Regions from separate parts of the Homo sapiens genome. Here region 2 is linked to region 1. A link is an interaction called in ENCODE POLR2A ChIA-PET data of the cell type or tissue named here. Cell type or tissue: OCI-LY7. All regions are shown on one strand. Links, peaks and the distances in the headings refer to the core of each region. The heading gives the core; the rest is flanking DNA.

Evidence for each region. ChIA-PET counts read pairs that join two places held together with the same protein. Peaks named below come from ENCODE experiments on the same cell type or tissue, not always from the same donor. Only the 100,000 strongest peaks of a DNase experiment are listed, where the experiment ranks them.
Region 2: POLR2A ChIA-PET joins it to region 1 with 15 read pairs; 3 of 35 experiments call an interaction of 5 or more read pairs at or near these places.

The regions. Positions count from the first base shown.
Region 1 is chr2:167,905,635-167,913,045 of GRCh38, reverse strand. All of the region lies in intron 1 of B3GALT1-AS1 (B3GALT1 antisense RNA 1), which reads left to right. Among named protein-coding and RNA genes, the nearest start is that of B3GALT1-AS1, 32 kb to the left of the region's middle. In OCI-LY7, for the core only: no CTCF peak of the experiment used is centred there; a DNase peak (open chromatin) is centred at 4,045.
Region 2 is chr2:167,841,183-167,848,593 of GRCh38, reverse strand. The region is part of intron 4 of B3GALT1 (beta-1,3-galactosyltransferase 1); the gene reads right to left. The region is part of intron 4 of B3GALT1-AS1 (B3GALT1 antisense RNA 1); the gene reads left to right. Among named protein-coding and RNA genes, the nearest start is that of B3GALT1-AS1, 96 kb to the left of the region's middle. RefSeq lists an enhancer at 3,480-4,447. In OCI-LY7, for the core only: a CTCF peak has its summit at 3,312 (motif pointing right); no DNase peak of the experiment used is centred there.

The DNA of each region.
Region 1 (7,411 bases), core at 1,263-6,262:
CTCAAATATAGCACTTGCCTTTTTTTTTTTTTTTCTTATGGCCTGATAGCATGGGCAGTTTTGAGCTTCCTTAACCTATTTGTAATTATTTTTTTCTGTTTGGGTAATTTTTATTTATTCAGATAAGATTTCTTTTGACCTAACCCTTTTCTCTTGACTCCATGGGTTCTTTGGCTTTATTGAGGGTACTGTGTTCTTCTCTTCTTTCATGTTTGAATTTCTTTTGTCATCTGTCTTATTATTTTCATTTTCTTTCATATTTTTCTCAATGCTGTTACCTTTTCTTCCTCCTCTAAGGATTTCAGGTAGAGAGACATCATTTTTCTTTGATTACTTGTGATGTATACATATACTTTTAAATTCTGTTAGTAGTAATCTTTATGTCAAACATGTTTTGACTGATATTTCTTGAATTGTCAAAAACAAGAAAAGGATAAAGACTTTTGACTCTTTTTTACACAGGCTAAAGACTCTAGCAAATCTTTATTTCCTCTAATTTTTTTTCTAACACATTCTAGTGTTTGTTATAAAATCTGAACTCTTTCATTCAGATCATTTTCAAATCATTATTAACTGATATTAGATTTTCTCCTTCAACTTCTATTTTTGAAATATGTTTAGTTATGTAGCCTTGTTATGACAACTATATTTATGTAATCTTTTGTTTAAACACTTTCAATGCTATCAAGACTTCTACAACCTTGAATTCAGTATTTTTATTTCTTTCTAGATCAACACGAATATGCATCTAATTTTATCAGAGTTCAGTTAAAATATCTGAGAATCTCTTACTGTTTATTTCTCCTTAGAAAACTTGGAAATGAATAGATTTAGGGGGGATACAAATTTTCTCCCTTCAAAAACTGCTAAGTAAAAAGAGCATAGATATATTTAGCATGGGATTAGTCAACTATATAGTGGCCCATCAACTACAAAAAAAATACGATGACGATATTTTTAAAAAAGAAAACCAAAAAGCTCTCTGCCCATCATATTGAAAAATCTCCACATTATAACCTTGATGAGATGAAAGCATCAGTATGTTATATGTCCATATTAACAGCAGCACTATGCACAATAGTCAAGAGATGGAAGCAACCCCAGTGTCCATTGCTGGATGAGTGAATGAATTAAATGTGGTATAAACATGCAGTAGAATATTAGTCAGCCTTAAAAAGGAAGGAAATCCTGACATGCTACACCATGGATGAACCTTGAGGACATTATGCCAAATGAAAGATGCCAGTCACAAAAAGACAAATACTGTATGATTCCACTTATATAAGGCACTAGAATAGTCAAATTCATAAAAATATAAAGTAGAATGATGGTGTCCTAGGTCTGAGGGGAGGGGGAATAGGAAGTTGTTGTTTAATGGATAGAGTTTCAGTTTTATAAGATGAAAACATTCTGGAGACTGGTTATACAACAATGTGAATATACTTAACACTACTGAACTGTACACTTAGAAATACTTAACTTAAATTTGATGCATTTTTTTTTACCACAGTAAAAATTATGGTACAGAGTATGCAAATTTAGGAGTCAAAAATGGGCTATAAAATTTTCAGCTGGTGCTGGAACAATTGACATCTACATGCAAAAAAAAAAAAAAAGAATCTAGACCCAAACCGTAAAACTCTTAGAAGATAACATGGGAAAATCTAAAGGACCCCGGATTTGGTGATGACTCTCTAGTTGCAACATTAAAGGCACAATCCGTGAAAAAAAGAATTAATAAGCTGGTCTTACTTAAAATTAAGTATTTATGCTTTGGAAAAGACACTGTCATGAGAATGAAAACATGAGCCATAGAATGACAGAAAATACTTGGAAAAGACATATCAAATATAGGACTATTATCCAAAATATACAAAGAACTCTTAAAACAACGATAAAGGCAGGCACAGTGGCTCATGCCTGTAATTCCAGTACTTTGGGAGGTCAGGTGGGCTGATTGCATGAGCCCAGGAGTTCAAGGCCAGCCTGGCCAACATGCGGAAACCCTGTCTGTACTAAAAATACAAAAGTTAGCCTGGTGTGGTGGTGCAAGTAGTAGTCCCAGCTACTTGGGAGGCAGAGGTAGGACAGCCGCTTGAGCCCAGGAAGCTGAGGTTGCAGTGAGCTGAGATGGCACCACTGCACTCCAGCCTGGGCAACAGAGAGCAAGACCCCAGAAACAAACAAACAAACAAACAAACAAAAACAACAACAACAAAGAATACACAGAAAACCAAACTCAACAATAAGAACACCAACAAGATTTAAAAATGGGCCAAAGACCTTAAGAATTATTTCACCAAAGAAGATTTACAGATGGCAGTAAAGCAGATGAAAAGATGCTCCATATCATCTGTCATCGGGGAAATGAAGTTAAAACAACGAGATACCGCTATGCACCTATTAGAATGGCTAAAATCCAGAACACTGTCAACACCAAATGCTGTCAAGGATGTGGAGCAACAGGAACTCTTGTTCACTGCTAGTGGGAAGGAAAAATTGTAGAGCCACTTTGGAAGACAGTTTGGTGGTTTCTTACAAAACTAAATATACTCTTACCATAAGATTCGGCCATTGTACTCCTTAGTATTTACCCAAAAGAGTGGAAAATTTACGTCCACACAAAAACATGCGCATGGACAATTACAGCAGTTTCATTCACAATTGCCAGAACTTGGAAGAAACCAAGATGTCCATCAGTAGGTGAATAAATCTACTGTGATGCATCCAAGCAATTGAATATTATTCAGCACTAAAAAAAGTCAGCTATCAAGCCATGAAAAGACATGGAGGAAACTGAAATGCATATTGCTATGTGAAAGAAGCCCATCTGAAAGCCCACATATGATATTATTCCAACTACATGACATTCCCAAAAAAGGCAAAACTATGGTGAGAGTAAAAAATCACTAGTTGGCAGGTACTGGGGAGTAGGGAGGGAAAAACTGGCAGAGAACAGAGTATTTTTAGGGTAGTAAAACTACTCTGTATGACACTGTATTTTTGCATTGCATGCATGTCCATATATTTTCATCAATATCCATAGAATGCAGGACACCATGAGTGAATCCTAATGTAAACCATAGACTTTGGGTGAATATAATGTGTCAATGTAGGTTCATCAATTGTAACAAATGTACCACTCTCATGAAAGATGCGATAATGGGGGAAGCTATGCATGGGTGGGGCAGGAGGTTTATGGGAAATCTCTATACCTTAAGTTCAATTTTGCTGTGAACGTAACATTTCTGTAAGCATATAAAATCTATTTATAAAATATAGATATATTTGTAATCGTGTACCCAAATATGCATAAACTGTACAGTATGCACAAGAATATGCCAATAGTAGTTGTATTCTATTTTCCAACTATAAGAATAGATTAGTAATTCATTTAAAACAAAGCAACAAATCAAATCCATGAGTAGATGGTTCTGTTGTTTATGTTCCCAGTAATCAATCTCCCACTTCCCAGTGAGAGAGGCTGTGTATCTGATAGTGAGGAGATGCTTTTTGGAGCTTCCATACCCAGAATTCAAGATGTTTCTTTTTACTGATAAAACCTGTTTAATGTCTGCAGTAGGCAGAATAATGACGGCCCCCTCTTCAAAGATATCCTGACCCTAATATCCTGGACTTGTGAATACTGTATGTTATTTTACATGGCAAAGGGAAATGAAGGTAGCAGGTAAAGATTGCTAATCAGTTAACTTTAAGACAAGGAGGTTATTCTGGATTATCTGATGGGCCCACAATAATCATGAGGGCTCTTTAAAGTGGAAGAGGAAGGTGGAAGAGGAGGCCAGAGTGATGCAATGTGAGAAGTGTTTAAAGAAAAACTGCAGCTGAATTAAATTTAAAGGAGACTAATTGAGTCTGCAGCTGAATTAAATTTAAGGGAGACTGAGCAATGAATGATTCGTGCATCCAGCAGCCCCCAGAATTACAGCAGATTCAGAGAGACTCCGGGGATGCCTCGTGGTCAGAACAAATTTACAGACAAAAAAAGGGAAGTAATGTACAGAAAACGGCAGTCAGGTGCAGAAACCCCCGGATTGGTTACAGGTTGGTGTTTGCCTTATTTGAACACATTTTGAATACTCAGCAATCTATGAATGGTTGAAGTATGACCGCTGGGATTGGCCAAGACTCAGCCATTGTTACAGGTGCATACTCCTAAATTAGGTTTTCAGTGTTGTCTGCCTATTAAACTAGGTTATGATTCATCTGCAAGGACTCAAATATAGAGGTAGGGAGTCCTTCTCAGGCCATATTTAGTTTGCTTTAACAGAAGTCAACCTACTGTTGCTTTTTTTTTTTTTTTGAGATGGCGTCTCACTCTGTTACTCAGGCTGGAGTGCTGTGGTGCGATCTCGGCTCACTGCAACCTCCATATCCTGGGTACAAGTGATTCTTGTGCCTCAATCTCCTTAGTAGCTGGGACTACAGATGTGTGCCACTACGCCCGGCTGATTTTGTATTTTTTTTAAGTGGAGATGGGGCTTCCCTGTGTTCGCCACGCTGGTCTCAAACTCCTGACCTCAAGTGATCATCCACTTTGGCCTCCCAAAGTGCTGGGATTACAGGTGTGAGCCACCATGCCTGGCCTGTTGCTGTCTTTGAACACGAAGGAAGGGGACTGTGATCCGTGGAATGCAGGTGGCCTTTAGAAGCTGGAAAAGGCAAGGAGATTGATCCTGCACTGGTCCCCAGAAGGGATGCAGACCTGCCAACACCTTAATTTTAGCCCAGTAAGATCCAGTACCCAGAAGTCAGGACTTCTGACCTACAAAACTGGAAGATAATATAATACATCTGTACTATTCTAAGTTGCTACATTTTGGTAATTTGTTATAGCAGTAGTAGGATACCATGGCTGTGGGCTGAAGAGATGACCGGGAACAAAATAATTAAACTCCAGCTAGTCTCTCTAGAAATCTGTTGATTCATTTTTGGAACTAAATTTGGATAAAGATAAGGAAGCAGTCTCTCTCCTTCCCTTATCCTCCCCTCCTTCCCTCCTTCCCTCCTTCCCCATCCTTTCCTCTCTTTCTCTCTTTCTTCAATTTGCAGCTACTCTTCTATCTCACCTGGTAAAGTATTTGTTTTCCACTGTCATTTCCACTACTTGACCTCACCTGGGATTTGTCTAGTAGAAATTCCTTCCAGAGTGTCAAAATGTTGATAAGTATTTCTAATTTTCAGTGCTGACACAACTTTGTAACTCATTATAGCCTTTCATTGTTATTGCAATAGAAGGTTGAGGAGGGTGAATTGGTACCAGGACCATAACAGGAAGTCAGCACCACCAAGATAGGTTTGTCTAAGTGCTTCTTATTTTTGTCCTCAGCTGGAGCCATCATCGCTGCATACCACTTTCCATTCCTAGCTAATTGCTCTATTTTCCTTTACCTTCCTCTTCTTCATTTCTTTCTGAAGCTCACTTAGGCTATGTGCTTATACAGCACCAAAGGCTCTGTGTTTAGCTGGGTAGCCATTTCTCTTATCACTTGTCATCTTTAATTGGAAATGTTTGAAACTGGCACTGATTACCTATTTCCCATTCAGGACCTTGAATACTTTGCTTATAAGTGGCCCTCTTTCTTTTTAAAGGTTGAACACAATGACTTTTTTCCAGGGGTTCCAGGTGTGTCCTTTTCTCAAAATCTAATGTGTTTTCCTGACTATAGTTTATACTCAGGTGATTTATTGAGCCTCATCTGTAATATGTCTTTGATTCTCTGAGAACCTTCCATATCCCTAAATGAAAAGCACTTGGCAGGTAGTTAACCTTACCTTCCTTTGCCACAATTCTATTTCATGTTTGTGTCAATGAAACCAACTCCTAAACTATCTGCTGCTTTTACCGAAACCATCCATATGTCACAATCTCTCTTTAACAACTCATGGAATCTTCGATCCTTAGGGTTGAGAAGGACCTTGAAAGTAACTCAGTTATATGTAATGACATGAAAATAGCATGATAAGAAATTAAGCAAATCACGATGTAAAATTACATATACAATATGATGTGTGTGTGTTGTGTGTCCTGGAGGAGTATATACTACAATGTTAATAGGATTGTCTCCGGGTGGTAAACTTACTGATGCTTTTAATCTTCTTTCTTATGATTTTCCACAATTTCCAAATTTTCTATAATAAGAAATACTAGCTTATAGAAAGTCATGGAAAATTGCTTTTAAAATTCCAAAGGGAAAAGTTTTCAGCCTAGAATTCTCTTATGTAATTACAAGTAATTATGATCCAATTGTGTATCAATAGCAGGCTAGAATAAAGACATGTTTAGACATGAAACTACTGAAAGAATTTAGCTTCAATGTGTTCTTTTTAGGGAACTCAAGGAAGATGATTTATTATAAGACAAGGAAATAAACTAATAAAGCAAAAGGCACAGGATGTGGGAAACAAAACACCCAAACCAAAACATTTGAAGAAATTCCTAGGAAAACAGACCTGCAATAATCATGGAAAACTGTCATCTTAGAAACGAACAGGAGCCGAGAAGGATAACTAGTTTTTTTCCTTTGGAAGAAATAATTAGGAAGTGATAGGAAATAGATAAATAATTAGGAAGAAATACGTCCCTAAATATGTTTCCATAGGTAGTGTTATTCACACATTTATTCATTCAGCCCTATTTATTAAGCAAGTACTATGTGCCTTTGCTATGTAAGTGCTGGAGACATAATAGTGAACCAAAATATCCTCTCTTTTTTTGAAACATAAGAAGATAATGGCTATTATCTCCTTTAATTTTGCCCACAGCCTCATTTTATAAATGAGGTATTCTTCCCATGTTCTAAATGAGAAAGTCAAGTTCAGAGGGTTTACATAACTTGTCAATTAGCAAATGCCAGGTCTGGAAGTTAAACATGAACTAGAAGCTCATACTTTCTTTGCTCTGCTCAAAGTGGTCTCTTCTGCAGGGAGAAAAAAGTATTTGCCAAGAAATCTACTTTCTTAGAATTGTGTACTTAGCAAAAACGGTGAGGAAAATAATTTTGAAAGCTTTCTTGTCTGGCCATTTTGCGGATGATGTGTCTGGATCAATCTGCACCTGATCGTTTGTGACAAGACACTCCTGTACAGATGGGGGCTCAGCAGATGACGCTGCAGCGCGGCGCCTGAATTACTGCCGCGCGGAGCAAAATGTCTGCTCAGCATAACCTCAAATTGAAAATAAACTTGTAAACCATTGTCAGTGATGTAGCTCGAAGACTTCATGTGCTGAAGTGTCTTTAAGGTTGTTTTTCATTACAGCGTGCCCTTTTTCGATGGGCAGAATTTATTTTCTCCTCTTTAAGTGTGCTTAGTGAGGGGAAAACGGATCTTGGAAGGAAGATAGATCTGATTTTCTGGAGCTGTGTGTGAAATGCATCCCGTTCTTCAA
Region 2 (7,411 bases), core at 1,135-6,134, 64 kb after region 1:
AGGTATGTCCCTTATATGCTGATTTTGCTGAGAGTTTTAATCATAAAGAGATGCTGGATTTTGTCAAATGCTTTTTCTGCATCTATTGAGATCATCATGTGAATTTTGTTTTTAATTCTGTTCATGTGGTGTATCACATTTGTTGACTTGCATATGTTAAACCATTCCTGCATCCCCAGTATGAAACCCACTTGATCATGGCGGATTATCTTTTTTGATATATTGTTGGATTTGGTTAGCTAGTATTTTGTTAAGGATTTTAGAATCTATGTTCATGAAGGATATAGGTCTGTAGTTTTCTTTTTTTGGTTATGTCCGTTCCTGGTTTTGGTATTAGGGTGATGCTCGCTTCACAGAATGAATTAGGGAGGGTTCCTTCTGTCTATATCTTGTGCAATAGTGTCAAAAGGATTGGTACCAATTCTGTTTTGAATGTCTGGTAGAATTCTGCTCGGAATCTATTTGGTCCTGGACCTTTTTTTTGTTGGTAATATTTAAATTACCATTTTAATTTCGCTGCTTGTTATTGTTCTGTTCAGGGTATCTAATTCTTCCTGATTTAAGCTAGGAGGGTTGTATTTTTCCAGGAATTTATCCATCTCTTCTAGGTTTTCTAGTTCATGTATGCAAAGGTGTTCATAGTAGCCTTGAATAATCTTTTGTATTTCGGTGGTGTCAGTTGTATTATGTCCTGTTTTGTTTCTTAGTGAGGTTATCTGGATTTTCTCTCTTCTTTTCTTGGTTAATCTTGTTAATAGTCTATCAATTTTATCTTTTGAAAGAACCAGCTTTTTGTTTCATTTATTTTTTGTATTTTTTGTTTGTTTGTTTCAATTTCACTTAGTTCTGCTCTGAATGTGGTTATTTCCTTTCTTCTGATGGGTTTGGGTTTGGTTTGTTCTTGTTTCTCTAGTTCCTTGAGGTGTGACCTTAGAATGTCAGTTTGTGCTCTTTCAGTCTTTTTGATGTGTAGGCGTTTAGGGCTATGAACTTTCCTCTTAGCACCGTTTTTGCTGTATTCCAGAGGCTTTGGTAGGTTGTGTCATTATTGTCATTCAGTCTGAAGAATTTTTAAATTTCTGTCTTGATTTCATTTTTGACTCAGTGCTCATTCAGGAGCAGGTTATTTAATTTCCATGTATTTGCACAGTTTTGAAGGTTCCTTTTGGAGTTGATTTCCAGTTTTATTCCTCTGTGGTCTGAGAGAGTGCTTGATATAATTTCAACTTTCTTAAGTTTATTGAGACTTGTTGTATGGCCTATCATATGACCTATCTTGGAGAAAGTTCCATGTGCCATTGAATAGAATGTGTATTCTGTGGTTGTTGGATGAAATGTTGTTTTTGTTCCAAGGTATAGTTTAAATCCATTGTTTCTTTGCTGACTTTCTGTCTTGATGACCTGTCTAGTGCTGTCAGTGGAGTATTGAAATCCCCCATGATTATTGTGTTGCTGTCTATCTCATTTCTTAGGTCTACTAGTAATTGTTTTATAAATCTGGGAGCTCCAGTAATAGGTGCATATATGTTTAGGATTGTGATATTTTGCTGTTGGACAAGGCTTTTACCCTTATATAGTGTCTCTCTTTGTCTCTTTTAACTGCTGTTGCTTTAATGTTTGTTTTGTCTGATATAAGAATAGCTAGTCCTGCTCATTTTTGGTGTCCATTTGCATGAAACGCCTTTTTCCACACCTTTACTTTATGTGAGTCCTTATGGGCTACGTGAGTCTCCTGAAGACAGCAGATGGTTAGTTGGTGAGTTCTTATCCATTCTGTGGTTCTGTATCTTTTAAGTGGAGGATTTAGGCCATTTACATTCAATGTTAGTATTGAAATGTGAGGCACCGTTGCATTTATTGTGCTGTTTGTTGCCTGTGTACTTTTTTTTGTTTTTGCTTTTTAAATTATATTTTTGTTTTATAGGTCCTGTGTGATTTATGGTTTAAAGAGGTTCTGTTTTGATGTGTTTACAGGATTTGTTTCAAGAAACAGAGCTTCTTTTAGCAGTTCTGGTAGTGGTGGCTTGGTAGTGGTGAATTCTATCATTTGTTTGTCTGAAAAAGACTATCTATCTTTCCTTCATATATGATGCTTAGTTTCGCTAGATACAAAATCCTTGGCTGATAATTGTTTTGTTTGAGGAGGCTGAAGATAGGGCCCCAATCCCTTCTAGCTTGTAGGGTTTCTGCTGAGAAATCTGCTGTTATTCTGATAGGTTTTCCTTTATAGGTTACCTGGTGCTTCTGTCTCACATTTCTTAACATTCTTTCCTTTGTCTTCTCTTTAGGTAACCTGATGACAATGTGCCTAGGTGACGATCTTTCTGCGATCAATTTCCAGGAGTTCTTTGCTTCTTGTATTTGGGTGTCTAGGTCTCTAGCAAGGCAGGGAAGTTTTCCTCGATTTTTCTCCCAAACATGGTTTCCAAGCTTTTAGAATTCTCTTCTTCCTCAGGAACACGGATTATTCTTAGGTTTGGTCATTTAACATAATCCCAGACTTCTTGGAGACTTTGTTCATATTTTCTTTTTCTTTTTTCTTTGACTTTGTTGGATTGGGTTAATTCAAAGACCTTGTTTTTGAGCTCTGAATTTTTCTTCTACTTGTTCAATTCTATTGGTGACACTTTCCAGAGCATTTTGCATTCTATAATTGTATCCAATGTTTCCTGATTTTTGTTTTTTGTTTTTTTGTTTAAGCTATTTCCTTGAATATTTCTCCTCTCACTTCTTTTATTGTTTTTTGATTTCCTTGCATTGAGCTTTGCCTTTCTCTGGTGCCTCCCTAGTTAACCTCCTGAATGCTTTTTCAGGTAAATCAGGGATTTCTTCTTGGTTTGGATCCATTGCTGGTGAACAAGTGTGATTTTGTTGTTGCGGGGGGGTGGGGGCGCGGTGTTAAAGAGCCTTGTTTTGTCATATTACCAGGATTACTTTTCTGGTTCCTTCTCATTTGGGAAGGCTCTGTCAGAGGGAAGATCTAGGGCTGAAGGCTGTTGTTCAGATTCTTTTGTCCCACAGGATGTTCCCTTGATGTAGTACTCCCCGCTTTTCCTAAGCATGTGGCTTCCTGCAAGCCAAAATGCAGTGAATATTGTCTCTCTTCTGGGTCTAGCCACTCCGTAAGTAAGTCTACCTGACTACAGGCTGGTACTGGGTGTTGTCTGCACAGAGTCCTGTGATATGAATCGTCTATGGGCCTTCCAGACGTGGATACCAGCACCTGTTCTGGTGGAGGTGGTTGGGGGGTGCAATGGACTCTGTGACGGTTCTTAGCTTTGGTGGTTTAATGCTTTGTTTTTGTGCTGCTTGGACTTCTGCCAGGAGGTGGCGCTTTCCAGAGAGCACCAGCTGTGGTAGTATGGAGAGGAACTGGTGGTGGGTGGGGCCCTAGAACTCCCAAGATTATATGCTCTTTGTCTTCAGCTACCAGGGTGGGTAGGGAAGGAGCATCAGGTGGGGGCAGTGGGAGGCGTGTCTGAACTCAGACTCTCCTTGGGCAGGTGTTGCTGCAGCTGCTGTGGGGGATGGGGGTGAGATTCCCAGGTCATTGGAGTTGTCTACCTAAGAGGATTATGGCTGTCTCTGCTGAGTCATGCAGGTTGTCAGGGAAGTGGGGCAAAGCCGGCAGTCACAGGCTTTGCCCAGCTCTCATGCAAACCAAAGGGCCAGTCACACTCCCACTGTGCCCCCTAACAGCCCCCAGTCTGTTTCCAGGCAGAGGGCAAGCCAGGCTTGAAAACCTGCCCCAGGCTACCTGCCTCCCAGCTGGGAAAGAACAAGGCTTGGTTCTTTTCCTGCCTGTGGAGTCTGCACACTGGATTTGCGCCCTCCCCTGAGTTCTGGCCAGGAGGCTTCTCGCCCCATTCAAATTGTTATACAGTTCAGCTAGAGATTTCTTTCTTTCTGTGGAGTTTTACCTCCTGCTCCTCCGGCTGCCCTCTCGACGGATCCTTGTGGTGCCCAGCAGGAAGGGCCTGTTTGGGGACCCAGCGAGCTCCCAAGGCCTTTCTGCTGCTTCCTCTACCCCTGTATTTCGCTAGGCTCTCTAAATTGACTCTGCTCCAGGTAAGGTCTGAAGCTTCTCCTGCAAACAGACCTTTAGTTTCTCCAGTAGGGGTGTGTGTTTGGGAGAGGAGGGTCTCCCTTTCCCACTACCGCAGTTGGGGCACTCATAGTACTTGGGATGTCTCCCGAGTCCTGCAGGAGCAGTCCGCTTCCTTCAGAGGGTCTGTGGGTCCTCTCGGGATTTCTGGTTTGTTCTTGCAGTCGATCTGGAGCTAAAATTCATAATGCGAGTCTCTGCATGCTGCTCTGTGTGGAGCTGCAATCCAGTCCTGCCTCCCGTCCACCATGATGATCCTTGCCTCCTCTTACATATTTTCATTTATTAATATGGGATCATGTAGTCTGCAGATTTTCATGTGCTTTTCCCCCACTTAGCAAGCATCATCAACACTTTTGCATTTGACTATGTACTCTTGTGCCATTCATTTTCAATGACTGCCATATTCCAATCATGTAAGCATCTCTCCACTGTTATTAGATATTTCGTCTAATAGGCTTCCTATTCTTCCCACATTTACTCTGTGAGCATTCTCAGAGAATCCAGTGATATGAATATAGGGACAGATGACATTGTTCTTGGTTCTATAAAGCCTTGTCCTAGAAACTTCACATGCCTCAGTTTTGGTGTCAGAGAACAAAGGCACTAACAATGATCTGCTGTCTGGAGTCCTCAGATCATACTCATAGTGCCACTGAAAGTCATAACTTCCCAACCTGGCTCATCATTCTGCAACTACAACTTATTCCCAGGCCACTAATATTTCAGAGGAACAATACAGGCAATTGAAACCTGCAATTTATGGGTCAAGTACACAGAACGGCACTAAGTCAACCCTTCTGATGTTAGGATGACAATAGTATGTGATCTGGGGTCTTTAGGGTGGCAGCATAAGACAGTACCATGTTTGGTTTGAAGTCTTCCTGGTTATTTATCTCAGAGCTTGTCCAGGAATGACAAAGACACATCACTTCTATCCTAGGTAGTGTCTCCAGCACCATAGCGGCAGTTATTAAGAGGCTGAAATCAGCAATCCTGGCAGTCTGTCTGATTAGCCAATAGAATAATGATTTGACCTGACTGCCAAGCACTGAGGATTCCTATCTGGGGATTCACCACAGAGGTCCTTCTGGGCATCTGGTCAAGTGTGGCATGATGGAGTCTGACAGGCTGGATTGCCCTGGTCTAAATGGAGCTCTACTCCAGGTATGTTATCTTGATTTCCTTTCATCTTACTTTCCTGAACTGTGAAGTATCTTGAAATAATCTTTCATATAAAGGCAGTCAAATTAGACTAAAAATACATCAGCTTTCTCTAAGTGTCAAATGTTTACGAAAATTTACAGCTGCAAACTTTTACTTTTTACTTATCAGGATTTTTAATTTTGTCAGTAATTTTGAAGACCATTTGTTAAGGGACTTATTCCAGGAGGCAGTATTGTGAATTGCTAAAACTACAGACCATGTGGTCAGGCATCCTGGGTTCAAATCCTGCCATTTACTAGCTGTATCACTGCTCCGCAATCATTTCTTCAGCTTCAACATGAGAAAAGTGTGCCTATTTCAGGTTCATGAAAATGAAAGAAATAAATGTCAGAAAGGCACTTAATGCCAGCCTTGGAACACAATAGTGCTTAATACATATTATTATTATTATTATTGATTCAGGGTCTGTTGTGCAGGCTGGAATACAGTGGCATGATCCTACTCACTGCAACCTCCACCTCTTGGGCTCAAGTAATCCTCCCGCCTCAGCCTTCCAAGCAGTTGGGACTACAGGTGTGTGCCACCACACCCAGCTAATTTGATAGTTTTTTGTAGAGACGGAGTTTCGTCATGTTGCCCAGGCTGGTCTCAAATTCCTGAGCTCAAGTGATCCTCCTGCCTCAGCCTCTCAAAGTGCTGGGATTACAGGTGTGAGCCACTGCACCCAGCCAAATATTAATATTATTAATTTTAACATTTAAAGAAAATTATACATACAGTTAAATATTTAATACAACTTATTAGCAATCTAGGTGCTGTTATTACTATTGTCTTTACTAAGTGCAGGCGCTCCTGTCCTCTAAGGAGTTGAAGTCTAAACAGTAGTCACTTACGATTTATTTCAGTATACATTCTACAGAAACTGATGAAATAATGACATAGAAGTAAGTATGAAATGTGAAGATGCATTGCTCAGCTTGAACAGATGTGGGAAAGAATTGCTGGAGTCAAAAGGCACATGCAGTGGAGTTTTACTTGGCCAGGCAGCAGCATGGGTAACTGAAAGTTTGTGGTTGCTACTTCTCTCTAGGATTTTAAACTCAGGCTCAAATCTAAAGAACTGGAGAGACCTCATGTGTTTCTATTTTGCTTTGTTTTGACCATTGGCTTTTATTGTCTGGAAGATATGATAAAATAGGTCCCTACCATAATAGGTGAAAAGTAACTTTTGTAATAATATGTGTCTTTATATAGCCCAGTTCAGGGAATACATTTTAATTCATTTGGTCTTTTTCCAGCTTTATTAATATTTATGCTAAACCGCATTCTAATAAAGTGCTTAAAAACCTGGATGAAGTCAAGTTAATAGGTAATAGTGTTGAAGTAAAAACAAGCAAAAAATTTTATTATTTTAAAGGAAGCACATTATTGTATGAAAAGTTACTTAAATATAGTCTTTCTATCATTATTTCCTATGGTTAACCTTATTTTCCCCTTTCCCTGAAATATTCATTTGGCAAATATAGAATCTGAAAAGCTATATTCACTGTAACCATTCTGATTTCTAGTATCTTGGTTAGGGCATTTTACTTTCCTAATTAGGAGCATGGCTCAGTGGCTTCTGGCTAAAAGAAAAAACAAAACAGCCTGGAACGTGCTCCTTACTCTCTTAGGAGAAGGGGGAGGCTGGAAGGGGCCTTCTGTCCTCATTAGGTGGTTGATACATTTCATTTGTATATTTCACAGATGCTGCTCAGGCAAGTGTGGTCACATCATTGCAGCCAGGTTTGCTAACTGGAGAATGTGAAAGAGTATACACATAATCTCAGTATCTCTGGAGAATTTGTGAAATAGGAGGTTTAATCCCATTGTCTTTATTGGCCCAAAGGCACAGAAAGGCACCAACCCAAATTTTCGGTCTCCATTTAGACCCTGAGGTGGTCACAATGATTAAATGTCAGATCTGAGGAACCAGAAAGTCCACCTTCCTGTTGTAAGGCTAAGCATGTTGTGCTGACCTGTATTGTGCTCTAACACCCTGGGGCAGGAGATGGCTCTTGAATGGCTTTTCAAAAAGGCTTTTCTTTTTTTTTTTTTTCTTTGTGGTGAAGGCATATTTTTATTTTTACTTATTTATTT